Regions from separate parts of the Homo sapiens genome. Here region 2 is linked to region 1. A link is an interaction called in ENCODE POLR2A ChIA-PET data of the cell type or tissue named here. Cell type or tissue: K562. All regions are shown on one strand. Links, peaks and the distances in the headings refer to the core of each region. The heading gives the core; the rest is flanking DNA.

Evidence for each region. Peaks named below come from ENCODE experiments on the same cell type or tissue, not always from the same donor. Only the 100,000 strongest peaks of a DNase experiment are listed, where the experiment ranks them.
Region 2: POLR2A ChIA-PET joins it to region 1 with 5 read pairs; 2 of 35 experiments call an interaction of 5 or more read pairs at or near these places.

The regions. Positions count from the first base shown.
Region 1 is chr22:19,757,068-19,764,366 of GRCh38, reverse strand. It overlaps TBX1 (T-box transcription factor 1), which reads right to left and starts at 3,589. Exons shown (of 7, transcript NM_001379200.1): 1 at 3,087-3,589; 2 at 1,025-1,126; 3 at 41-212. The coding sequence starts at 3,523. RefSeq lists enhancers at 733-1,675, 1,835-2,534, 5,602-6,111, 6,726-6,805, 7,106-7,165 and 1 more. In K562, for the core only: CTCF peaks have their summits at 3,586 and 4,042; DNase peaks (open chromatin) are centred at 2,126, 2,385, 3,213, 3,716 and 2 weaker places; H3K4me3 peaks cover 2,845 bases; H3K27me3 peaks cover 678 bases.
Region 2 is chr22:19,807,202-19,823,761 of GRCh38, reverse strand. GNB1L (G protein subunit beta 1 like) reads left to right here. Exons shown (of 8, transcript NM_053004.3): 3 at 2,387-2,534; 4 at 3,039-3,164; 5 at 11,315-11,477. The coding sequence starts at 2,407. Among named protein-coding and RNA genes, the nearest start is that of GNB1L, 39 kb to the left of the region's middle. RefSeq lists an enhancer at 1-340 and a silencer at 12,022-12,197. In K562, for the core only: a CTCF peak has its summit at 8,180; a DNase peak (open chromatin) is centred at 8,281.

The DNA.
Region 1 (7,299 bases), core at 1-5,000:
GCCTTGGGGGACACCGGAGCCTGGGGAGGCAGTCGCTCACGTGGCCGTTGTCGTCCAGTAGGTTGTTGGTCAGCTTGAGCTTGTCGAAGGACACGATTTGCTTCATCCACTGCGCGCCCTTGGCAGGCGAGTCCGGGTGGTAGTGCACGCGGCCTGGCGTGGCAGGGTCGGCCTTCCCCGCCACCAGCCAGGAGGAGCTGTGGAAGGCGTACCTGGAGCGGCACGGGGTGGGGTCGTGCATGTGGAGGTGAACCCAGAGGGCCTTGACCCGTGTGCTGGGCGAACCCTAAAAGTGCCTTTGAGAAGTTTCCCCACCTGTGAGATTGAACCCTCTGCTGCCGCATGTGCTGGGAGCTTTTCCAAGGGGGACTATGGACTAAACAGAGAACTCCCACCCACCCCAACACTCAAAACAATCAAGGAACTGGACACCCTGTGGGGCACCGAGAGGGGGAGGCTGGGCTCCTGCCATCTCATTTCGCTGGATGCGGGTCCTCCCGCCCCGGTGCCGCTGCGGTGGGAGCCCACACTTGGCCTTGCCGGGCCTCAGGCACAGGGCAGTGCGCGTTCTCTTTATTAATTGCTGTTAATTGTCCGGGCAGCTGAGGCCCGCCCTGCATAATCTCTCCTGGCCACCCCACCTTTCCGGCCCAGCTCCAGGATCCAGAGTTCCCTGGGGATGGGGGAAGGGGACTAGGCGCTCAGGCCGGCCTCCTGGGAGAGGGAGACTTGAAGAAGTCCGGGGCTGAGTACTTGGCTGACCACCCTAGGGCCACACCAGCCCAGGGGAGCAAGAGCTGTCTGCAGCCTGCGGCTCCAGAGGCGGGTTCTGAGAGGGCATGGAGTAGGGTTGTGGGTCTGGGGTCAGATGGGAGTGGAGGAGGGAGCGGGTTGATCGGGCAGCATCGCAGGTGCCTAAAGAGTTTCATGGTGCAGACGACCCTTGGAGTTGGGTCACCAGGCGGAGACCCGCCACTTTCCAGGGTGCCCTCCCGGTCCCTCACGCTTACAACCACTCGCTCACCGGTAGCGCTTATCGTCCACCGGCACGAAGTCCATGAGCAGCATATAGTCGGCCATGGGATCCATGCCGAAGAGCTTCACTTGGAAGGTGGGAAACATCCGCCTGGGGGTGATGAGGCCTTGGGTCACCCTAGCTGGTGGAAGGCAGCCCCCCTTGACCTGCCTGGGGCTGGCGGCCCCTCTGCTCGGCCCCTCCCTCCAGCCTCTGGGGGCTGCTGTGTCGTCCCAGCCCTTGGGCTCCATCTTTCCTGGCTTAGCTGCTCTAATCTGGGCAGGCCCCTACTCAACTGGGAGCTTGGCGCAGCAGGGGAGCCTCCTGGGCCGTTCCTGGACACAGAAATGGCCAGCCCAGCGCTGGAGCCCCCACCTTCGGCAACCTTGGCCTACATAAACTCGGCCTCGCCCTTGCTGACTTTTTGGCCTCTTGGTCCCAGCTTCGGCCGGCAGCAGGGTGCCTAACGTGCGCCCTTAGCAGAGCCTCCCCAGCTTGATCGAAGCAGCTCCCGGCTCCAACAAAGTGAAACCGGGTAGTCCTGTGTGAGTTCAAGGCGTCCCCGCTGCCCTTTTAGCTGGGTCTTCGGCTGTTACCCAATCCCCTCAGTGAGGCCAAGGCTCAGAGCCCTCCCTCCCCTGACTCTCAGGGCCCCTCTCTATCATGGCCCCATGATAAGAGTCTCCCCACCTTCCTCAGGGCACAGGGCAAGCTTCCACTCCCCTTAAGACACATAACCCCAAGACGCAGCTACCCAGAGTGTACTCAGTTTGTGTCTTTCCTGTTCCTCAAATCTCCCCCGCTTTGGACCCTGGCTCAGTGACCAGTCAGGGCTCTTGAAAGGACATTCTGCAGTGCCTGGACGGGTGTAGGCCATGGGCTACCCCCACATGATGGCACAGCAGTAGTGGCCGTGGGGCCCTTCAGGACAACACAAGGATTGGCCCTCACTTGCCGTCCCCTCTGCCTCCCCTCACAAGCAACTCCCTGCAGGCGGTGGGCAGAAGACAGATGCCAGGAGCCAGCCTCTAGGACAGGCCCGCTCCCTCCCCCACCCGAAGCCTCTGCAGGCTGGAGGGTGCTGCGGGACGTGGGCTCCCGGGTGAAGCCCAGCGCCGACAAGGCCCTTGCCGGGCTGGCCTGAGCCAGCGGCTGGGCTGCCGCTGTCCTCAGGAGGGCCTGTGTGCCTGGGGACAGCAAGGAGGGCCTGGAAAAAAACCACAGAGCTGGAGCAGAGCACAGGCCCAGGTTCCTCAGAAAGGACGCCGGCAGCAGGGAAACAGAAACCACGAGAAGGCTTTGCAAACAGGCCCTGAGCTCCCCTTGGCTGTTCGGACTCCGAGCTGGTGTGTACATTAGACACAGCGCGGCACCCGCCTTTGTCTACCGGTCAAATCGGGTGCATCTGCAAAACTTGTTCCCCTTGTCTCTTGGTCTTTAAAACAAATACAGGCCGGTTGGGAGGTGACGGGCCGCTGGATACAGAGCCAGGCCCCACAACTATAGGGATCTAGGTTGAAGGAAACTGGGTAGCAACTTCCACGCAACAGTGCACGCTGTTTTTAAGGGTAATCCTCTCCTGAAAGTGTCCAGAGAGTTGCCCGGCTGCCGCTCTTTATCTTGCCCGCATAGACTGAACTCCAGAACTGAACCAGAGTTTTCTTGAGGTGGGATTTACTAGGAGTCGGCCGGGCGGTGAGGCCCCCTGGACGCCGCTGCCTGCCCCCAGCCGGGTGCGCCCCAAGCCGGGCCGGTTTCTGGGCCGCGCGGCGTCCTGGGGCTGCGGGGCGGGCGGGCGAGTCCCGCGGGGCTCCTCGCCGTTCCCGTGCGGCCCGCGCCGTCTCCTCCCGCCCCGGCGGAGGATAGGTGTTAGGAGGGGAGCGCCGGGCGGCTGTCGCCGGAGCCGGGACGGCGAACAGCGAAGGAGGCAGCGGGGCCCAGAGGGGCCCGCAGGTGGCCAGGCCGCGCCCCCGACCCGGCTTTCGGCCCCGCTCGCGCGGATCAGGCGGAGGCCCGCAGCCCTGGCGGCAGCACGTGGGGAGGGTCGCGGCGTGGGGAGGGGCGCCCTGACCTGCCGGCCTTGGTGACGATCATCTCGGTGCCCAGCTGGTTGAACTCGTCCCACAGCGCCTTCATCTCTAGCTGCACGCTCACACCGGCCACCTTCGCGTTCTTCTTCACCGGCGCCTTGGCTGCGGCCGCGCAGCTGGCCCCGGGGCCCTCGGGCTCGGCGGCGGCGCTGGTGGCGGCCCCGGCGGCCGGCGCAAACGGGTAGGCGTGCGGCGGCGGCGGCGGGCCCGGGGCGCCGGGGGCGGCGGCGGCGCACGGGTCGTAGCGCGGCGGCGGCGGCGGGGGCTCGCGCGGGCCGTACGGGTCGGCGCCGGGCGACGCGGCGCCCGGGAAGCCCCCCGCGGCCCCCAGGCTGCTCAGGCTGCTGGCCGTGAAGGCTGCAACGTCGCAGAAATGCGAGAGCTGCGTGAGCCACGGGCTGGACACGGCGGAGATCATGACCCGCGGGCCGCCGCCGCCGCCCCCGCCACCAAGCTGAGCGCTGCCCCGCGCCGCGGGCCGAGTGGCGGGCGCCGCGCTGCGTGCGCCCCGGGCCGTGCAGCCCCACACCGCAGGCCGGCCCCGAGGAGGCGCCCCGCCCCGCCCCGCCCGGGGCCCCCCCACCCCCGCGCGGAGACAATGGACTAGATCCCTCCCCCGGCCCTCGCCCCTCCCCCGCCCCTTCCCCCTCCCCGGCCCCCAGCCCGCCCGCCGCGGCTCGCTCGGCCCGGGGCCCCCCGACCGCCCGGACCGGCTCACCGGTGCGCCGGGCCCGTCGGCCGGCCCTCGCTCTGCCGCCCGCCCGCGTGCGTTTCTCCTCTCTCTCTCCCAGACGTTCTTTTCCTAATTTGTTATTTTACCTTTGTCGTCCTCATTTAAATTTTCCCTCCCGATCATCTTTTTTCTTCCCCTATCTCTGTAGTTTCTCTTTATTTCTGTTTTACTTTCCGCCTCTTCCCCTTTTCCTCCATCCTCGCCTTCCTTTTCACTTTATTTTTAATCATTCTTTGTCTTTCTTTTAGTCGGTGCCTTTCCTCTTATTTTTGTATGTCCTTTGTTTTTTATGTTTTTCTTTTTAAAAAAAAAAAAACTAAAGTCTTTCCTTTTTTTCTTTTTTATGACTTCGCTTTCTGTCTTAAATTTTCCCTTCGTTTTCTCTCTTCTCTTTCGCTCTTGCTTTTTATTGCCTTTTCGTGTCCTTCTGTTTCTCCCCTACCTTCTTCTTTGGGTTTTTTGTGTTTTCTCCCCTTTGCTCAATTTCGTCTCCACGGCTTCCTCGAGGCTTTCTCTCCTTCTGTGAAACTCTCCCGCTCTCTCCTCTCTTATTAACTTTCCTCCCCCCTCTCCAGGCTCACGGCCACCTCTGCTCTCCTTCCCAGCCTCACTCGCCCTCTTCCGGGCCTGTGTATACCTGAGTGCCCATCTCCAAGCTGGGCCCCCAGGCTGGTGAGGGGACAGGCTGTGGGCGGGATGCCGGCTCTTCCTCTCTGCCCCAGAATCGCAGCCAGAAGCCTGGAGCCCACGCTACCAAGAGCTGCCTCCACCTACTTTGCACCCGGGCCCCACAGCAGCTGAGGCAGGGGGTCTGGCGGGCGGGCCAGTGTAGACACGGCCTGGAGGCTCACCTTCCATGTCCCTGGTGACGGTGCTGAAGTGCATCCCTGCCGGGGATCCTGGCAGCCAGCGAAGCTTCACCCGGTCGGAGGACCCTGAGCCCTGGTGGGCGGTGCGCTCCGCCGCCTCCGCTGCAACCAGAGAGGCGATGCTGAACGCACTGGCTCGGGGAGACAGCGGGCTCCGCGCGTCCATAGGCGCCCGGCGGCCTGGCCGGCGCCGCCTCCGACTGCGTGTGCCCAGCCGCACCGCGCCCAGCCCAGCCCAGCCCACGGAGTCCGGGGGCGGGGGCCTGTGGTGCCACTCACTGCCAGGGGCCCCTGGCCCAGAGGATTATGGCGTCATGGGCCCCCCACTTGGGGCTGGTAGCAGCCGAGGGGCCCAGACGGGTGGAGCACCCTGGAAGTGCAGGGCCCTCTTGCTTTCCAAGCTCCCTGCCCCCTTCCTCCATTCCCAGGGACCTCCATGACCAACGCCCCTTGAACATCCCGTTGCTCCTGCCAAGGCACGGCCTTTCTCTGTGCAGCGAAGCCACCGTCAGCTTCTACAGCCCCCCGAGGAGAGGTGTCTATGCCAGCAGCACCCAGCCCTAGCCCGAGGTGGCAGGGCACCCATGAAGCAGCGAGTGGCTGCCGGAGCCCAGCCCTGCCCCTGCCCTTGGCCCCTCCCGCCTCCACCTCCTCCCTGGCTGCCCCTGCACCTGGGTGAGGAGAGGGCAGCTTGGGCTCTCGCACCGGCCACTGACAGGAGCCCCAGGGCCGCAGCGTCCTCTGTTCCTTGGCGCAGCAGGACAGGACCCAGCCCAGTAAATGCCCAACAGCCCCCTGAAGTTGGCTCACTATCGTCGCTGGAGACCCCAGCAGAGGGACGCTGCCCAGGCTGCGCAGCCCGCGAGCCCGAGCGTCACGCGCACTTGCGCGCACCGCCCGCCTCTGGCCAGGACGCTTATACATCCGGAGGGTGGGCAGTGCCCGCTCCTCCGACCTCCCTGCGCACCGGCCGGGCGCAGGGAGGGCCGGGGGCGGAGCCTGGCCAGCCGAGGGAGCCGAGGACACGAGGACATGTTGGAGAACTTCAGGCCACTGGGTCGTATGCTGCCCCCCGGCACCCAGCAGCCAGCCTGCCTGCCGGGAGAAGCTCTATGGCCCGACCAGGCTGGGCAGAGTGAGGCCGAGGCCCGCCGCTCTGCCTGGTTTCTAGGCCCAGGCATCCCAGACGCCAAGGCCTGACTTGGCCTGTGCGTTTCCCCACCTACTGTCTCCAGGGTCTCCTCTAACCAGTTCAGCGCACCCATGGCTTTCCTGTACAGGGCCTCTCCAGCTGGGTGTCAACCTCAGCTCTGTGCCTCTGTGCCTTGCTGGAGCCTCTGTGCCTTGCTGGAGCCTCCCTGGTGCTGGTGGTCAGGGCCACTGTTTGCAAGGCCTCTCTGTATACAACCTCATTGCAGCCTTCGCTTGTGCATGCTCAGGATGGGAGTGGGAGGCAGGCAACCTCTCCCAGGGTTTTTAGGATCTCAGGACCTCAGACCCTGGGCTGGAGAGGATGCTGGCTGGGAACTGGGAAGGCCCAGTAACGGGCTGGGGGGCTGGGCGCCAGTGGGGAGGCTGGCCCTGGGCCTGAGGTTCAGGAACGCATGTGAGTCCAGGGCCGCAGTGGGTGAGTATACGAATAGTGCTGCCTGTCTGGGATGTGGTGTGTGTTGCTGCCTGTATGGGGTGCCTCATGTCCTGCCCCCCACAACCCCTGCCGCCTGCAGCTGGAGCTTTGTGGGCCATGTCAGAAAAGGGAAGCTGTCCTTAGTGCATTTTTCTTGCCCTGAGTAGTCATTCTGGGCCATGACAGTGACAATGACTTATGTCTCTCAGTGTCACTGAGGGGACCCAGGGACAAGTCCAGTGAGGAGTGCTGTGTGGGGATGGACCAGCTGGTTCCAGGCCCCTTTCCTTCCTCTCTGAGCAGGACCAGCCATTGTCCCCAGGAGCTGCTCCTGCAGGAAGGACAGTCCCGTGGAGGCGGGTGGTAGGGATGCTGGTGGCCGCAGATTTGGTAGTGTTGCAGGAGACGTGCCTGTGTTGGCAGTCTGCACCCAGAGAGGCCTGGGCCAGTCGGTGGGGGCATGGGGGTGGGGCTCCTGCATGTGCCCCAGCCTGAGGGTATGCCCAAGCTTGTGTCCTGTGTACATCTGCACACACCTCAGGGCACTGGCCAGATGTGGGGCCTGTGGGTGAGGCCAACATTGAGGAGGGAGAAGTGAAAGTGAAAAACCCTGGGGCCTCCTGGAGACTCTGGGTCAGCCGCTCAAGGATCGGTCCAGAGGTCCCCAGACCTCTGTGCCTGAGGTTTGTAGGGAGGAGCAGAGCCCTTCCAGCCCCCATTAACCCCTTCGTGCCTGAGCAGGACCTGCAGGCAGGCAGGGGCGGCCAGCTTGCCACAGCAGAGAAGAGGCCGTCAGGGTGGAGGAAACCCTGGTCAACCAGAAGGGCGACGGGAAGAGGTGAGGGGCCCCACCCAGCCGGCTCTGTTGGCCGACCCTACCCCACCGGCTGCCTATACTCACTCGCTTGATTTCGGACCCCCGGACCCCGTTGCTCAACGCTGGGACCCTCCAGGAGCCCTCGGCT
Region 2 (16,560 bases), core at 6,361-11,360, 53 kb before region 1:
CTATGTGTGGGTTTTGCATGTGTCTGTGTGCACCATGTGCATGTGTGTGTATGTGTGAGCATAGCGTGTGTCTAATGTGTGTTCGTGCCTGGACTGCACAGGGGAGCCTGTGTAGAGGTGACCTGTCAGGCTCTGCTTCCTGGACTGGAGTCATGGGAGGGACCCTCCATCCTGGACTCGGTGCTTTCCTGCTAGGTGGAGGTGCTTTTGCCGGGTCTGCATTCTTTGGCTCCTCTTGGAGCTGGGCCCTGCCTTCCTGTCCCCCTGGCTAGCTTGCCTTTCTTACCTGGCAGGCATAGCACAAACAGGCAGTGGCTTCTGAGAACTGTCCTCCAAGCCAGCCCGCTGAGGGCAGCTGTTCCAGCCCCCGGCCTGGCTGCGTCTTCAGGAGTCTTGGAGTCTTCCCCATCACAGGCTGGAGCAGGGGCCGTGGGTCTTGGGAGCAGTGTGGGGTCTGGTCCCTCTGCCTCCCCTGGAAGCCACCCTTAAGTTTGGGCATGATCAGTTGGCTTTCAGCCAAAGGTGAGAGAGGACGAAACCTCTCTCATCCCCCTCAAAAAAGAAAAGGAAAAATGGGACTTGGCAGTTAGTAAAGGATATCCCAGGGAACTCCGCATTGTCTTCGGAACCCCTTGAGAGAGGCAGGGTTGGGAGGTAGAGTGGCTGCCCGAGGTCTCTCGCCAGGCAGGGTGGACCTGCGCCCTGGAGTCACTGCCCGGCCCCTCCCAGGCCTCCTGCCCTCCCCCATGCCGCCCGCTTGGGCACTGGCTGCTGTCCACCCTCCACTCTGCAGGACACCTTGGCAGGGGCATTTCTCAGGTGTTTTGAACCTTTGCCCCAGCTCTGAATAGAGTAAGGAGAGGGCTGGCGTGTATTCAGAAGGGGAGAGGCAGGGCTTGGCGGTGGCAGTGCTGCTGAAGGGGCACCCTGGACAGCTGCCTCCAGACATCCACAGCACTCCTGCCTCTGAACCTGCACCCCCATCCGCCTACCACCCAGCCCCTTCTGAAGAGTCCTTCCCATCTCCCCTGCCCTGGTCCTTTACTGGCCCCAGTCCCTCTGCTGGCTGTGGCTGCCGTGGGCCATCCTCCCTGCCTTGTGTGCAGGCTGCAGGTGGCTGGGCCGGGGCCTGCCCCACTGTCCCAGAGCCCAGTGGGAAAGGCCCCCTGTGACAGGCTGCCCCAGCCACCCAGTGGTCTGCTCCTGGCCTTTCCCTCTGAGCCCTTAGCCCAGCTCAGGGTCTGCAGGCAGACAGACATGGAGCTGGTCGCTTCTGGCTCCAGGGCCACCCCACAGAGCAGCCAGCTGTGGGGCTGAGGTGGAGTGCGAGGCCCTGTGGGTCTGAGTGGTTGGAAGGGCTCGGCACGGACCCGGGAAGCCTCTCTGGGTGGGTGGTGGCCCGGCAGTCTTCCCCCACAGGCCCAGTGGTCTGGGGAACAGCTGCTCATCTGTGACCGCAGCTCTCCTAAGGAGCCGCACGGCGACTCTGCCCCAGCCACTCTGCCCTTCAGTGGTGCCATGAGGCCCTAGAGTACTTCAGGCCTCAGCGCCAGGGGCCTGGTGCAGCTCAGTGACTATTCTCTGCCTCGGTTTCCCCAAGAGTGAAAAGGGTGCTGCCGCCTTATAGGGTGGTGATAGCGGTTAGAAATTGTGGCGGGGCAGGCCTGGGGCCCAGCAGATGTGAGAGGAAGGCTCCTCCTAGCAGCCCCCCGGGACCCTGTGTGCCTCTTTTCCCCTGATCCCTGAGCTGGCCATGGGCAGAGGTGGCAGCAGGGAGGAGAGAAGAAGGGAGACTGGATTTGCCAGCAGGGAGGGAGGGTGGCTCCCAAGAGAGACACTGGAGTGAGCCCTGGACAGAGGGCGGGACTCAGCCAAGCCCAGTGGCAGGACCGGCAGTCCCGGCATGCAGATGGCCAGAGTGGGAAAGCACTGGTGTGGCCCCTGGGATCTGGGGAGCCAGAGGGCACAGCCAGTGGTGGACAGGAAGCCCTGGAGGCCAGAGTGGCCGAGGAAGTGTTGGATGCCGCTGTGCCCACTCAGGGATGGCTCAGGTGGGGCCCAAGCGGGTGCACCAGTCAGGTGCAGAGGCCAACAGGCACGGTGCGAGGAGGGCTGGCATCCATGGGGCTCCCAGTTCCCCCAGCAGTGGGGGAAGGGTGAGCTCTGTGCTCTCTGCTGGGCTCACCGCCGTGCAGGGAACTGGTGCCTCTGTAGCCACAGGCCGTTCATCAGTGTCTGGGGAGCAGTGGCACCTCTCTCCCAGGAGGGGCACAGGGCCAGAGACAATGAGCAGGGGCAACATCTCAAGCACCCCTGTGCCTGAGCAGCCTTCCTAGAGGGTGAGAATAGGGACGCAGTCACTCACACGCCCTCCCTTGGTGCCCAGGTAACTGCATCCTGCCCAGCATGACGGCCCCCTGCCCGCCGCCACCTCCAGACCCCCAGTTTGTCCTCCGAGGCACCCAGTCACCGGTGCATGCGCTGCACTTCTGCGAAGGAGCCCAGGCTCAGGGGCGCCCGCTCCTCTTCTCAGGGTGAGTAGCTGTGGCCCCAGCCCCAGGCCACCCAGGGCCAAGTCAGGAGGTCGTGAGCTAGCAAGGAGCCCAGCGCTTGTTTGAGGGTGCTGGCCAAGGGGCATGGACTGCTCGCCACCCAGGCTTGCTGAGCTTTCAGCACCCACCAGCAGACACACTGTCCCTTGGGGGAGGCAGGGACACACACACACACTCTTTGTTACAGACGCAGGAGCAGGCACGACCACCCAGCGTGCATTACTGTGGCATGGCTCCCCCTACCTCCAGAGAAGCAGATCTGCCTGAGTTACCCCTAGAGGCTCCTGAGGGTCCCCCGGTCCCCTCTCTGGAAGAGGAGCAAGGAGTGCTTTGCCAGTTTGGCCCTTAGTTCATATTTAGAGCTGTTGGCTTTTCAGCTCAACCAGCCTAGATGCCCGCATCCCACAATGTGGCCTCCAGGCTGGCCCCAGAGCATTCAGCACACCCTTCTGCCCCCTGACACCCTGCTCGGCTTGTCTGAAACAGGTCTCAGAGTGGCCTGGTACACATCTGGAGCCTGCAGACGCGGAGAGCGGTTACCACCCTGGATGGCCACGGCGGCCAGTGTGTGACCTGGCTGCAGACGCTGCCCCAGGGGCGCCAGCTCCTCAGGTGGGTCTCCAAGGTGCAGGAGCCAGGTATGGCCTTCGGGGGAGTCAGGAACTCTCTGATGGAGGCTCTGGTGTCCCCCACTGAGGGGCAGAATGGGGTGGGGGAACCAGAAGGGGCCAGCAAAGGGTCCGCAGCAAGGGCAGGGTGTGCAGGTCCAGCCCCTTGTCACAGGGAGGCAGGCAGGTCTGCCTCTGCATCTCCACCATCTCCACTGGACCCTTCATGCTCCAAGCTGGAGCCAGGAGGTGCCAGGTGAGGAGGCCAGAGCTCCAGGGCTGGTGACATCTGAGGTGAGCCCAGGCGCAAGTTGGTGGGAGGGCCTTCACAAGGGCACTGGGTCGTGGCTTGGGAAACTGGGCAGGGGTGAGGGCATTTGCTGAGAGGAGGGGAATGGGATGAAGTACAGGCTCAGGGATGCAGGCAGTGGTCCCAAGGAGGGCCTCCCTGCCCACTGCCCATCCTGCCTGGGCCGTGTGCCATGAGCATGGCAGGTCACACACGGTGCCGGTGGAGGCCCTAGGAGCTGGGTGTTCCGGCAGCTGAGCCCTGGCCGTGTGTGTCCCTTCACTAGGTTATGACAATGCACCTGACTCTTCCCAAGAGGACCCAGCCCCTGATGTTGTGCCACATACGGCTATGTGGCTGGCAAGATGGTGGCTGAGTGGCCAGGGGCGGGGCGCAGGGCTTGGGTGTATAGTGCTGTCCCACAGCAGTGTGCTTCTGCGTTTCTGAAGTGGGCGTGGTAGTGAGGGCCATCTCCCCACCTGGTCCCCCCTGCAGTGTCTCCTGTGGTTTCTACCCCTGCAGTCTCCTCCCTCAGGGCCCCGAGCTCACGTGTGTGTTCTGTACCCTACGCATCACTTGGGGATTACTTGTCCAGACTGTACCCCAGCAGGAAGGGTCCACAGAGGTGGCCTGTCCCCATTGGTATTCAGACCCCACTGTTCTAGCCTGTGCTTAGCACAAGGGCAGGTTTCTGGGTGCCCCCATGGTTCATGAGGCCTTAGCCCATCCCGAGACAGTGTGACCCTACCCTCCGTGACTGCTGTGCTGTCTGGCCAGGTGCCTGCTGGGAAGAGCCTAGTGAACGTATGGCGATGGCTGTGTCCCCATTGCAGTGTCAGCCTGTGCCTTCAGCAGAGCTCGCCCTGGCCAGGGGTCCGCATTGAGCCCAGGCCCCTCCTCAGATGAGCTTCTGCCTCTATCCCATGGGCCCAGGTCCCAGTCACCACAGCCCCTCTACAACTTGGCCTCCTGTGGCTGTCGCACCATCCTCCTGCATGGGTGGCAGAGCCTCATCCTGAGGTTACCCAGCTCACAGGGCCCTGCTTCACACGCTGGTGCAGCTGCTGGGTAAGCAGGAGGTGGCGGAGGAATAAGAGGGCCTGGCAGTCCTGGTGGGGGAGACCCCACGTGCTGCGGCCCTGGAGGGCCTGCCTCTGAGTGTGGTGAAGGACAGTGGGGCTGGGTGCTGGGCAGCTGGCAGCAGAGCAGGGAGGGGCAGCCCCCGAGGGTTAGCCCAGGGCTGGGTTCTGACATCGCCCCCGTGGTCTTGTGGAGGTGATGGGGCTGAGACACCAGGCCGGAGGTAGGCCAGGAAGCAGCAGACAGGGGCAGGTGCGTGAGGGGCTTCTCTGTTTCCCATGGGGAGTGGGAGGGACAGGGCATGGTGGGACAGGGAAGGCCTGCAGGGGGCTGACAACAAGTCCTCCTTTGGGCTGCCTGGATGCTGGAGCAGGCTATTGTCCTTGATCAGAGTGACATCTGCCCCTGTGTGGGGATCGCTGCCACCAGCCCAGGAATCCTGAGCACGGGCCTGCTGCTGTCCTGGGATTTGCCTTGCGTCATATTCAGGGAACTCCGTGCCATCACCATCACAGCCCAGAACTCCAGAAGGACAGGCCTGTTCTCCTGCTCTGGACTCGGTGCCTGGTTCATGGCACTGTGGAGTATAGTCCCTGGAGAATGAGGCCTGTCTGGCCCCCACCAGTCTGCAAAACATGTCTGTGCTAGACTCACGCGGTGCCTACCACCTGGGAGATGGCTGCAGGTGACGAAGGCACCAGGGTTGTCCTGAAGAGCAGAGGCCCTGAGCCTGTGTGCTTGCAGAGCCCCGTGTGGTCATGCCTGCATCCTGGCCAAGCCGACCCAGATCCCTCACCACTGGTGCAGGGGGCCTCAGAGTGGGTTTGGTCTTTGATTGTCAGAGTAGACTTCATTTCTAGAACCCCACCAGGCCATGTGCATCAGGAGCTGCTGTTTGTAAGTGTCCTCCTGAGTTTTCAGCCACAATGTAGCCCTTGGTGGTCCCTTGCGTAGGTGCCTTGTGGTATCAGGCTGTCCTGCAGACAGGAGCTGTGCCAGGCCTGGTGGGCGGTCTGGGAGCTGACGTTCGAGGGCACCTCCCCTTCCTGCTGGGATGGTGCTGTAGTGGCTGCTTCCCAGGCAGAGCCAGCCACGGGTCAGGGGGTCTGTGGACAGAAACTGCAGGTGTGGAGTGCCAGGTGCGTCTGCACTGTACTAGAGCCTGTGGGCCGCCACCCGGCCTGTGCTCAGCTGTGTTTGGAAGCCAAGTCTCTCCAAGTGGCCCTTGAAGGAAGTGATGGCTTTCATGTTGATGGGAGGTGGGAGGACGCCCTCAGCCTCCCGCATGCCAAGGACACACCTGTGCCTTCGACAGCCACCTCGGCAGGGTGTTTTTTAATCTTTTTTCTTGTGAAGTATAATGTACTCACAGAAGAGTGCAAGACAAGTGTTCAGAGCATTGTATTACGGCTGAGTGAGCACCTGAGCAACCACCTTCCAGTCAAGAAGTAGAGCGCAGGGCCCCCGAGCCTCTGAATCCCTGAGCTGCTGCCACCTGCTCTCCCTGGAGATAGCCCCTCATGCCCCAGGAGGTAGCCCCTCACGCCTCATTTTTGCTATATTTATGAATGTATGTCTCTGAAAAGCATAGACTATTTTGTCTGCTTTTTTCTTTGGAAGCGTGGAGACATAAGGAGCAGCATCTGTGTGTGACTTCTCTCACTCAACTTTATCTCCGTGAGCTCCGTGTGTTGCATGTAGCTGCAGTCAGCTGTCGCTGTTTTCTTTTTCTTACGTTTTTTTTTCTTTTTTTGAGACAAAGTCTTGCTCTGTTGCCAGGCTGGAGTGCAGTGGCATGATCTTGGCTCACTGCAACCTCCGACTCCCTGGTTCAAGTGATTCTCCTGCCTCAGCCTCCCGAGTAGCTGGGATAAGAGGCATGTGCCGTTACGTCCAGCCAATTTTTGTATTTTTACTAGAGATGGGGTTTCACCATGTTGGCCAGGATGATCTCCTGACTTCATAATCTGCCCACCTTGGCGTCCCAAAGTGCTGGGATTACAGGCATGAGCCACTGTGCCTGGCCCCTAATGGTGTCTTTAATGAACAAAGTTACTCATTTTAATGGAGTTGATTCAAGTCTGCCAGGCTTTCCCCTTATGGAGAGTGCCTTTGTGTCTTGCCGGGAGTTCCTGCACCGAGGTCCGAGAGACCTCTCTCCATGTCTCCCAGGAACTTTACTGTTGTCCCTTGTAGATCCATGGTTCAGCTGGAATTCACTACGGTGTGCAGTGAAGGCCCTGGGTTTCCATGTGGGTACCCAGCGGTCCCGCCTTCCCCCACCTCAGTGCCCCTTGGATGGGGTGGGAAGGGGGTGCCAGGCAGTCAAAGAAGCAGGGTTGGGGGGGTGGTGTGGCAGCGGCAGCCTGGGAGGCCAGGAGGTTGGTGAGGGCAGGTGGCAGGCTCGCTTGTTGGGCATGTCAGTGAACATCTCCAGGATAACAGAGGCCAGGGTTGTCCCTGCCCAGAGAGGAGAGTTACAGACACGAGAAGGGGGAAGGTGAGAAAGAACCTGTGTGTTGTGTGTGTGAGGTTTGTGTATGTAAGTTGTGTATGTGTGAGGTGCCTGTGTGGTGTGTATGTATGTGAGGTGTGTATGAGGTGTGTGGTGTGTGTGATTGTGTGTTGTGTGCATGCATGTGAGGCATGTGTGTGTTCCCTAGCCCGTGTGCGGAGGGGCCTGGTGGCTGGGGCACACTCTGGCAGTGAGCAGGTGGACACCCAGGTCCTGGCTTCTAAATGCCTGTGTGTCCTAAGCTGAGTGAGGGTTCCCCGGGAGATGGCAGATTCTAGGTCTGGACATCTCGCAGATGGCCACGTCAGAGGATTCTGAGCCAGCCTGCAGGGACTCCCATTAGCCTGGGCCAATTTGAGCACTAAAATAAATGATCAGAATTAGGGATGATGAGCCTTTGAAAACTATGGGTCCTGACCAGGCGATCAGGGTTGACACCCCTGATGGTGGGCAGGTCACATCGTGTGCCTCGCAGCGTGACGACTGGTGTCATCTGAGGAATATGGGCCTGGGCCTCGTCCCCAGGGAAGGAAGGAGTGCAAAGACATGAGAGAGAGGCAGAGACAGGGAGAGAGAAGGGGCCATGCAGGGGGCAGAGGCAGCCGGGGCCCCGCGAGGCCCCACACAGGCCACGACGCCCCAGGATGGCTGTGGGCTGTCGGGGCTCACCCTTGGTCAGGATGCGGTGTTGACAAGGTGGAGTTCTTGGTGAGAGGCTCACCTGTGTGCACAGGGCTAGGAGGGGCCGGGAGAAGCAGGCCACTGCAGCAGGAGGCATACGGGGTCTTCGTGCCGTTCTCACAACTGTCCTGTGAGTTCAAAACTGATTCAAAATAAAAAGTTAAGCTGGGCACAGTGGCTCACTCCTGTAATCCCAGCACTTAGGGAGGCTGAGGTGTGCTTGGGCCCAGAGTTCGAGACCAACCTGGGAAACATGGTGAAATCTCGTCTCTACAAAAAATACAAAAATTAGCTGGGTGTGGTGGCACATGCTGGTAGTCCCAGCTACTTGGGAGGCTGAAGTGGGAGGATCATCTGAGGGAGGAGTTTGAGGCTGCAGTGAGCTGTGATCACCCCACTGCACTCCACCCTGGGCAACAAATCAAGATATTGTCTCAAAGAAAAAAAATGTTAAAGTTCCTGGAAAAACAAGTCAGTCCTCCACTCCCCGCAGGGCTTACATGGGTGCCCTCCATATGAGCGTGGTGTGCAGCCACACCTCCCCTCCCTTGGCCCTGGCCCCTCCCCATGCTGAGGACACCCCCATCTCGGCCTCCCTGCAGTGTCATGTTGAGCCTTGCCGCCTAGCAGAGCCACGGGGGCTGTGCACGTCTTTGTGCTCCAAATGTCCAGGTACATTTTGACATCAGTTTGGCAGGTTCTCCAAAACCCCAGTGGAGATTTGGACGGGACCGAGTTGCCCAGATCGGCCTTTGTGGTGCTGAATTCTCTGTGGCGTGGGCACCACAACCGCAACTGCACACCGCACACCGCACGGCCCTCCTGGCAGAGCATGGTGCATGATAATAACTGGCACCCAGACTTTGTTTCAATTTCTTCTGTTTGTCCACCAGTGACATTTCTGCTCCGGGATCCTCTGAGCTGTCACGTCTCCTTAGTCCCTTTTGGTGTGTGATCACTTATTTTCGTGACCTCAACATTTTGGTCTTTTTTTTTTTTTTGAGGCAGGGTCTTGCTTTGTCACCAAGGCTGGAGTGCAGTGGTGTGATCACAGCTCACAGCAGCCTCAATCTCCCAGGCTCAAGCAATTCTCCTACCTCAGCCCCCTGAGTAGCTGGAACTGCAGGTGCACGCCACCAAGCTTGACTAATTTAAAAAACATTTTTTGTAGAGATGGAGTCTCACTATGTTACCCAGACTGGTCTTGAACTCCTGGGCTCGAGCAGTCCTCCCACCTCCACCTTCTAGGTATGATCCACTGCACCTAGCTGACACTTTTGAAGAGTTACCGCCCAGATGTTTTGTAGAACGCCCCTCAGGTTGGGTTTGTCTGATATTTTCTCAGGTTAAGACTGGGGTGATGGGTTTTGGGAAGAAACCCACAGAAGTGAGGTTTCTCATCCTGTCATCCCGGAGTCCATGCTGAACACATGGGTCCCTGATGGCCCATGGCTTGCCGGGGACAACCCTGGTCACTGGGGCAGGAAGTGTCTGCCTGACTCCACTGTCAAGGTATAGCTTTTGCTTACTAGCTGCAGTCCACATGCAAAGAGAAAAGGAAGCTTCACCTCCTGGGGAGAGGAGAGCCAAGGATGTGTGGCCCTGTGTTAAAACCACTGCAGTAATTACTAACATCTGGGGAGTGTAGTCACAGCTACTCAGGAGGCCGAGACGGGAGGATCGTTTAAGCCGAGGAGTTTGAGACCAGCCTGGGCAACATGTTGAGACCCTTACCCTTTTGCCGCTGATTTTAGCATCCATCTGTGGACTCTGCCTGCACCTGTTATTACTGGGGTATTCTCGTTTCCCTCATCCCTCCCAGCCATGGCAGATTTCTACTTTAATTGGAATATAGGAAGCTGGAAGGAAGGTTTATTCCTTCTTTCTGATACATAATACACATTCACTCATGAGGATGGGCTCATGCAGATTTACTTCTTTCTTTGGGCTAAAATCTAATACCACCATGATTTATTTGATTTCTCAGATTGTTCCAGCTTCAGAGTCCGTGTCCTTCTGACATCCCCGATCCTTTTTTATTTTTATTTTATTTTTTGAGACAGGGTCTCCTGGAGCACAGTCACTCGATCATGGCTCACTGCAGCTTCCACCTCCCAGGCTCAAGCAATCCTCCCACCTAAGCCTCCTGAGTAGCCGGGACTACAGGCACGCACCACCATGCCTGGCCAATTTTTGTGTCTTTTGTAGAAACAGGGGTCTCACTATTTTGCCCAGGCTGATCTGGAATTCCTGGGCTCAAGCAATCCTCCTGCCTTGGCCTCCCAAAGTGCTGGGATTATAGGTGTGAGCCACCGCACCCAGTCTTTATTTTATTTTTATTTATTTATTGAGACAGAGTCTTGCTTTGTCACCCAGGCTGGAGTGCAGTGGTGCAATCTTGGCTCACCACAACCTCTGCCTCCCGGGTTCAAACAATTCTCATGCCTCAGCCTCCCAAGTAGCTGGGATTACAGGCACGTGCCACCACACCCAGCTGATTTTTTTGTGTTTTTAGTAGAGACGGGGTTTCACCATGTTGGCCAGGCTGGTCTTGAACTCCTGACCTCTCAGGTTATCCACCTGCCTCGGCCTCCCACAGTGCTGAGTACAGGCGTTGAGCCACTGCACCCAGCCTTATTTTATTTTTGAAGCATTTCTCACTGCCTGGCACTACAGGATGCTTGAGACTCCTCTTGGTTTTCCTCCACTCCACCCTAGACTCAGCCATTTCTCCAGAGCCCTGGTTCCTGTTTTTGGAGAACAGCATAAGAAACCAAGACTTGGGTTAGGTGTGGTCATTGCTTCTAGGTGTTCTCAGTGGACAGCACCGGGAGACGCCTGGGTGCCCGCTGACCTGTGCTTACACACCCGTCTGTACTCATTTCTGTCTGTGCATCTGCCCAAACACTCGTTGTTCATATTGACTTTACAATTCTAATTCGACTCCGCCAGCCCATGTCTCCCCTGTGCCTCTTCGTCACATCTCCCTGTGGTGAGACCCCGGGCCCATGAGCCACCACTGGTTTCCTCATCTGTTCTACCAGGTGTACGCGTGGAGAGGATTCAGAACTGTAACCTGCACCCCTCTGAGAAACTAATTCACCCACTGGAACAGTTTCTGCACAGTTATTTTTGTCTTTAACCTCATAAGCATCTAGTCATGAGCACTACCCCAAAATGCCTCAGGTTGGCTCCCCTCTGTTCTCCCCCTTGTCACAGTCTGCAGTCCTTCCTGGGATCCTGGCACCCTGGGAGTTTGCTGGTTTTAGGGTGCACACAGTGAAGTTTGCTCTCTGTGCTGTGCAGCACTGCAGGGTTGGTGTCCCCCACCCCGGGGCCACGCTGGACAGCCATCAGTCCACAGCCTTGATCCACTGCATGTCCTGGCCTCGGGCACTTTGGTGCTGGCTCAAGTGTCAATGCCAGAGCGGTGAGGCCCTTCCTCAGCTGAGGCTCCCGACCTGCGATGATCCAAGCTCACGGCACCCACTCTCTGGAAACATGGCCTTGCCTTCCTTCCGCTGCAGGGGCCATGGGAGCTGACACTTGTCAAGGGGAGTCTCAGGCCTGTCTCCTCTTTGTCTGGCAGTCAGGGCCGGGACCTGAAGCTGTGCCTGTGGGACCTCGCGGAGGGCAGGAGCGCTGTCGTGGACTCCGTGTGCTTGGAGAGTGTGGGCTTCTGCCGGAGCAGCATCCTGGCCGGGGGCCAGCCACGCTGGACGCTTGCCGTGCCAGGGAGGGGCAGCGACGAGGTGAGAGCCAGCCTGCCTGAGGCCCCATGTTCTCCAAACAGTTGTGCTCATCCTCTGCATTTGATTAGGAGGCGCCTGCGCCTACCCACAGGACTCCATGGAGCCGCCCACCTGCCGGCAGCTTCAGCAGCCGGGGCTGATGCACAGCCGGCTAGGCCTGGGCCTGTCCCCTTGGGGTGGCCTTGCTGATGAGCCATCCTCCCAGGGCAGTGGGAGAATCAGGAGGCGTTGGGGGAGGGGCCGGTGTTTTGGAGGCCTGGGCACCCAGCATAGTTCTGCACATGGAGGACAGTGGCGTGGGATGGCCAAGCATGGAGGCCCGAGGCCGGCAGGAACGGCAGGGGAGAGACTGCTCAGGCCCTGAGGACCTTAGACCCAAGTGGGAGGAACGCTCCGGGGCAGCTGGCAGGAGGCGGTGGGAGAGAGACCAAGTCCCTGGTGAAGTTGGAGGCCTGGGGAGGGCTGACCCAGGGCAGCAGGGAGGGTGGTATCTCAGGGCACACAACCAGGGCTGGGATGGGTGGGTGCAGGCACAAGGTGGTGATCACAGTCCTCAGGGGAAAGGTGAGCTAGGGAACACCCAGGGGGTGGGGGGATCACCAAGCAGGGAGGCCACTGTTAGGTGGAGCTTAGGCCAGAATGACCAGAGGTGTTGGTAACACAGGACTGGCCCAGCTGGACAGTGGTATCCACACCCCCAGTGGCACAGGAGGCAGGGTCTGCCAAGGGAGGGGTGCCCAAGATGTGCGGGGAGGGTGTCATAGTGGAGGAGGGTGTGGCTGGAGGCTCAGCTCTTGGGGGAGCTGAAGGGAAATCAGAGAAGAGCCTTTGAGTGGCGACTGTCCCACCTGGTGAGTGGGGCATGGTGGCCCGAGGGCGGGGCATGGGGAGGACATACCATGGAATAGGGGGCGCACACGTGGGGGCTACTGTCCATGCCCACTGCCGAGTCCTCCCCATTCGCTGTGCCCGGGCAGTCTTTGGGGCTGGTACTGGGCAGGACGGCCCCCACGCACAGTTGGGCTTGGCCCCTGCCCAAGGAGAGTCGTTCTGTCTTCAGGCAGATCCAGTACAGAAATAATGAGATAGGAACAGGCATTTATTTGTTCATTGCATTTAAATAACCAATTAGGAGCTACATACACTTTTCTTGCCAATCTGCCAAAAACCTGTTACAAGTTGTATTTATGTGAGAAAGAGGGGCGTGCTTCCTCCCCCGGGACCCAAGGTCTACAGACCCACAGGAATGCTGCAGGAGTTTGAGTCAGCTCTTCCCTTGGCCTGCTGTGCTCCATGCGCTGGTCTCGGCCACCCCCAGGCCGCCAGCCAGCACTCGGTCAGCCTGCGCTGCCCCCTGCCACACGTCCCCTGTGCTCAAGGCTGTCTAACCCTCCTCCTAGCTTTCAGCTCTCCCTGTGGGGCAGCATCTGTCTTTTCCCGGGGCAGCCTGTCTGGGGACCTCTCACATCCTGGGAAAACAGTTGCTTTCCACATTCCCACCTGGAATCTGTCAGACTGGGCGGGAGAAAGCCTCACTGGCCTGCACCCAGACAACGCCCAGGGAGCCGCACTCCCACCCCACTCGGCCGGCTGGGTGGCCACACTTGCCCAAACCTAACATTTTTCCTTCTGGAAACAAAAGTTGCAGTCAGGTGCCAGGCGGAAAGCTCATGGGTGTCTGTAGGAGGCTCCAAGTACAGGCGCAGGCAGGGGCAGCCCCGGGCTGAGGACCCAGCCCAGGTAGACGTGGTGTGTACCTCTGGTGCTCAGGCCCAGGGCTCACCACTCCCCTGCACCCAGGATGTGGTTCAAGGCGCCGCCACCCCCGCTCCCTCCTGCAGCGCCCAGAGTGGGGCATCAGGGCTGCCCTGGGTTCTGCCCTCACCGCACCCCTCCTCCCCCCATCTTTTGCCCCTGCCCTCACTGGCCTGCTCAAGTCCTTTGCCCTTGATGTCCCCTCACTGTCCCCAGAGGGGTCTTTTGGAGCCCAAATTGAGACAGGCCTTCCTTGGTTGGGGACTGTGTATGGCCGTGTAGGCTGTGTAGCCAGTGCCTGCCTCCTCCGCAGCCCTCCCCACCCCACAGAGGCACAGGTGTGCTCAGGGCGGCTCCTCCTGCCCCTGGCTTAAGTCCCCTACCTCCCCACCCCATTAACTGCTGGAACTAGCCCATCTTCCTGATATAGCGACAAGAAGAACAGATCTTATTTTAAGAAATCTGGCACAGAGGAGTGCAAAAAGTAGGAAATCATAGTCCCAGCTACTCAGGAGGCCAAAGCAGGAGGAACCCAGGAGTTCGAGACCAGCCTGGGCAACACAGTGAGACTCCATCTCTGCAAAAAGTTAGCTGGGCCTGGTGGCCGCACACCTGTAGTCCCAGCTACTGGGGAGGCTGAGGTGGGAGGGTTACTTGAGCTCAGGAGTTCAAGGCTGCAGTGAGCTGTGATGGCACCAGCCTGGGTGACAGAGTGAGACTCTGACTTTAAAACAAAACAAAACTTCTCAATTTAATATGGGGAAAACAGGTTGTGAAATGGGAAAAGTTCCCTTATCCCCTCCCGGGGCGTGCAATGGAGGTGTGTTTCGCTTCCTCGGTGTCCCACTGCTCAAACTTCTAGGGGAGCATACAGACAGGCAGGCTGTGAGGCTTTGACCCCACAGCAGTGTCTAGGGGTGAATGTTTACAGCTGAAGCCCCAGTGAGTGTGTGTTACAGGGTGCTCTTTTAGTTTAGCTGTCCATAGGTGGCTTGTATTAGTCAGCTCAATTAGACCCTTGCCTTATTGCAAGGACAGAAGGCTTTCAGTATCCTGGGGTTCTTGCCTTGGTGTACTGGAAGAATTGGATCACACATGGGCTTGGAGAATGAGTGCAAGGTTTTATTGAGTGGAAGTAGCTCTCAGCAGATGAGGGAGCCAGAAGGGAGATGGTTTTCCCCTGGAGTTGGGCTGCTGGGTGGCCTGGGCTCTCCTCCAACTGCCCGGCCAGATTCCACCTCATTCCGCTCGCTGGTTGATGGCCTGCCAGCATGCCAGCCTCTGTCGGTGTGCTCTTCCACCACCGTGCTCCCCTCAACGTCCTCTCAACGTCCAGCCACTTGTGTCTCTGCTTGCTATGGTCTTGGGGGTTTTTAAAGGCACAGAATGGGGGTGTGGTGAGCCAGGGTGGTCTTGGGAAATGCAGCATTTGGGTGCGAAGGCAGGAGTGCCTGTCCTCACCTAGGTCTATAGGGACAGGCCCGGGGGTGGAGCCCTTGCCAGGTGACTTCCCTTCCTAGCACTTCCCTGCCCCTCTCCCGTATCATTTGGAAATGTGGGGAGTGAGCCAGGCAGTGTGGTCTACACCCTCCCAGACCCTCCCCACAGCCCTGACGGTGGCTCTCACAGACCCTTCCTGAAAACAGCAAAGGGACAATGGTGGCAACACCCAATGACAGCTTGCCACTGCTCCCTTAGCTGGGATCACAGAGGTGGCACATGGGCTATAACTCTGGTCCTTGCAGGCCGCCCTGGTGCCTCTAGCTCTTCACTCAGTGGCCATGCTGATCCTAAGAGGAGGAACCCTGTCCCGGAGTTGCTGTTACTTGCAGAAGACAAAGAACGGCTAAGCCCGCCCCAGCTTCTCCTGGGTTCTCCACGTTCTTCTGTGCCAGGCTCAGTGGCACCTCGTCTTGGTTTTTGGACATCAATGTTCCTATATTTCCATGTGGCTAGAGCTTCTCCTTGAGCGGTTTTTCCGCAAGGAATCCTTGGTGTCCACAGAGACCTCTGTTTTACCCTCCTGCTTACCATTTTGGCCGGCTTTGGAGTTCAGGCTTGACAACCTTCCCCAGAGCTCGCAGGCCTGGTCTCACCATCACTGAGCCTCTTGGTTCCTGACTGTAATCACCTCTCCCATTACTGAGTTCTTTTTTGCCCTCTTCATTATGTTGCTCTGTTTGTTCCCCGGGGGCCCCTTTCGTCAGATGGTTGGCTCCCCCTGAGGCCCCTGGTTTCTGGGCTTGATGGGCAGGAGGCTCTATTTGTGTGTGCAGGTGTGTACATGTTACCCATGCATGTGTGTGTGCATGCGTTTGTGTGGGGCCTAGATCTGTGAGCCATCCCTGGGGCTGAGTGGGGCTGAAGCCCTGTGTTGGAGGCTGAGCTCCTGGTGCTGAGTGGAGCAGAAGCCCTGCTGTCAGAGGCTAAGCTCCTGGTGCTGAGTGGAGCAGAAGCCCTGCTGGCAGAGGCTGAGCTGCTGTGGGGGCCCCTGGCAAGAGCAGCCTGCACAAGAAGCGCCGTGGCCCTGGTCCGCGTACTGGAGGTGGGCGCCTCAGCAGGTCTCTGTAGCTGGAAGGACCGGGCTGTGGGCCCAGCTCTCTGCCCTGCCCGGAGGTGACCTCAGCACACCCATAGCATGCCTGTGGCAGATCTGGGATTCAGACTTGGGGTCCCGGGCCTATTCTGTGTGGGTTAGTGAGGGCAGCAAGCTTCTCACCCACAGAGGCACAGGCCCCTAAGACACGATCCCTCTGCCTGGCTCAGGAGAATAGAGGGGCCAGAGACCGCTGGACCAACTGGTATGAGTTCTGCCTACTCAGAGCCCCCAGCCTCAGGGGCTTGGACTCCTTGTGTGTAAAGTGGGTGATGCCCCATGTATGCCAGGCTCTGTCCAAGGTGGCTGTGCATTGATATTATTGCTGTGTTATCGGTAGCTCATTCCAAGTGGTTCCTATGTAAAACATGCACCAGGAAGGAGAAGCAGACAGAGGAGATAGAATCAGTGGGCTCTGTCAGGGGCCAGTGAGCTGCTCTCGCTTGTACCTGGGGAAGTTCAGTGCTGGCTGAGCCTCCCCAGTTCCCAGAGCGAGGGCAGAGGGTGCAGGCGGACCTGGATTCCAGCAGAACCACCTGGCAGTCTGCTGCTTGTGGCCTCGGCCATCCCCTGACCTGGCTGTTCAGGAGATGTGTGACCAGCGAGCCTACACCCCACAAGCCGGCATGGCACATCTCCCAGCCCAGGTGTAGGGGGGCCCTGGCCTGTGTTCAGGGGACCTGGAATGCAGCCTCGATGCACAGGGGACACCGGGGCGTCCAGGTGGGGGAG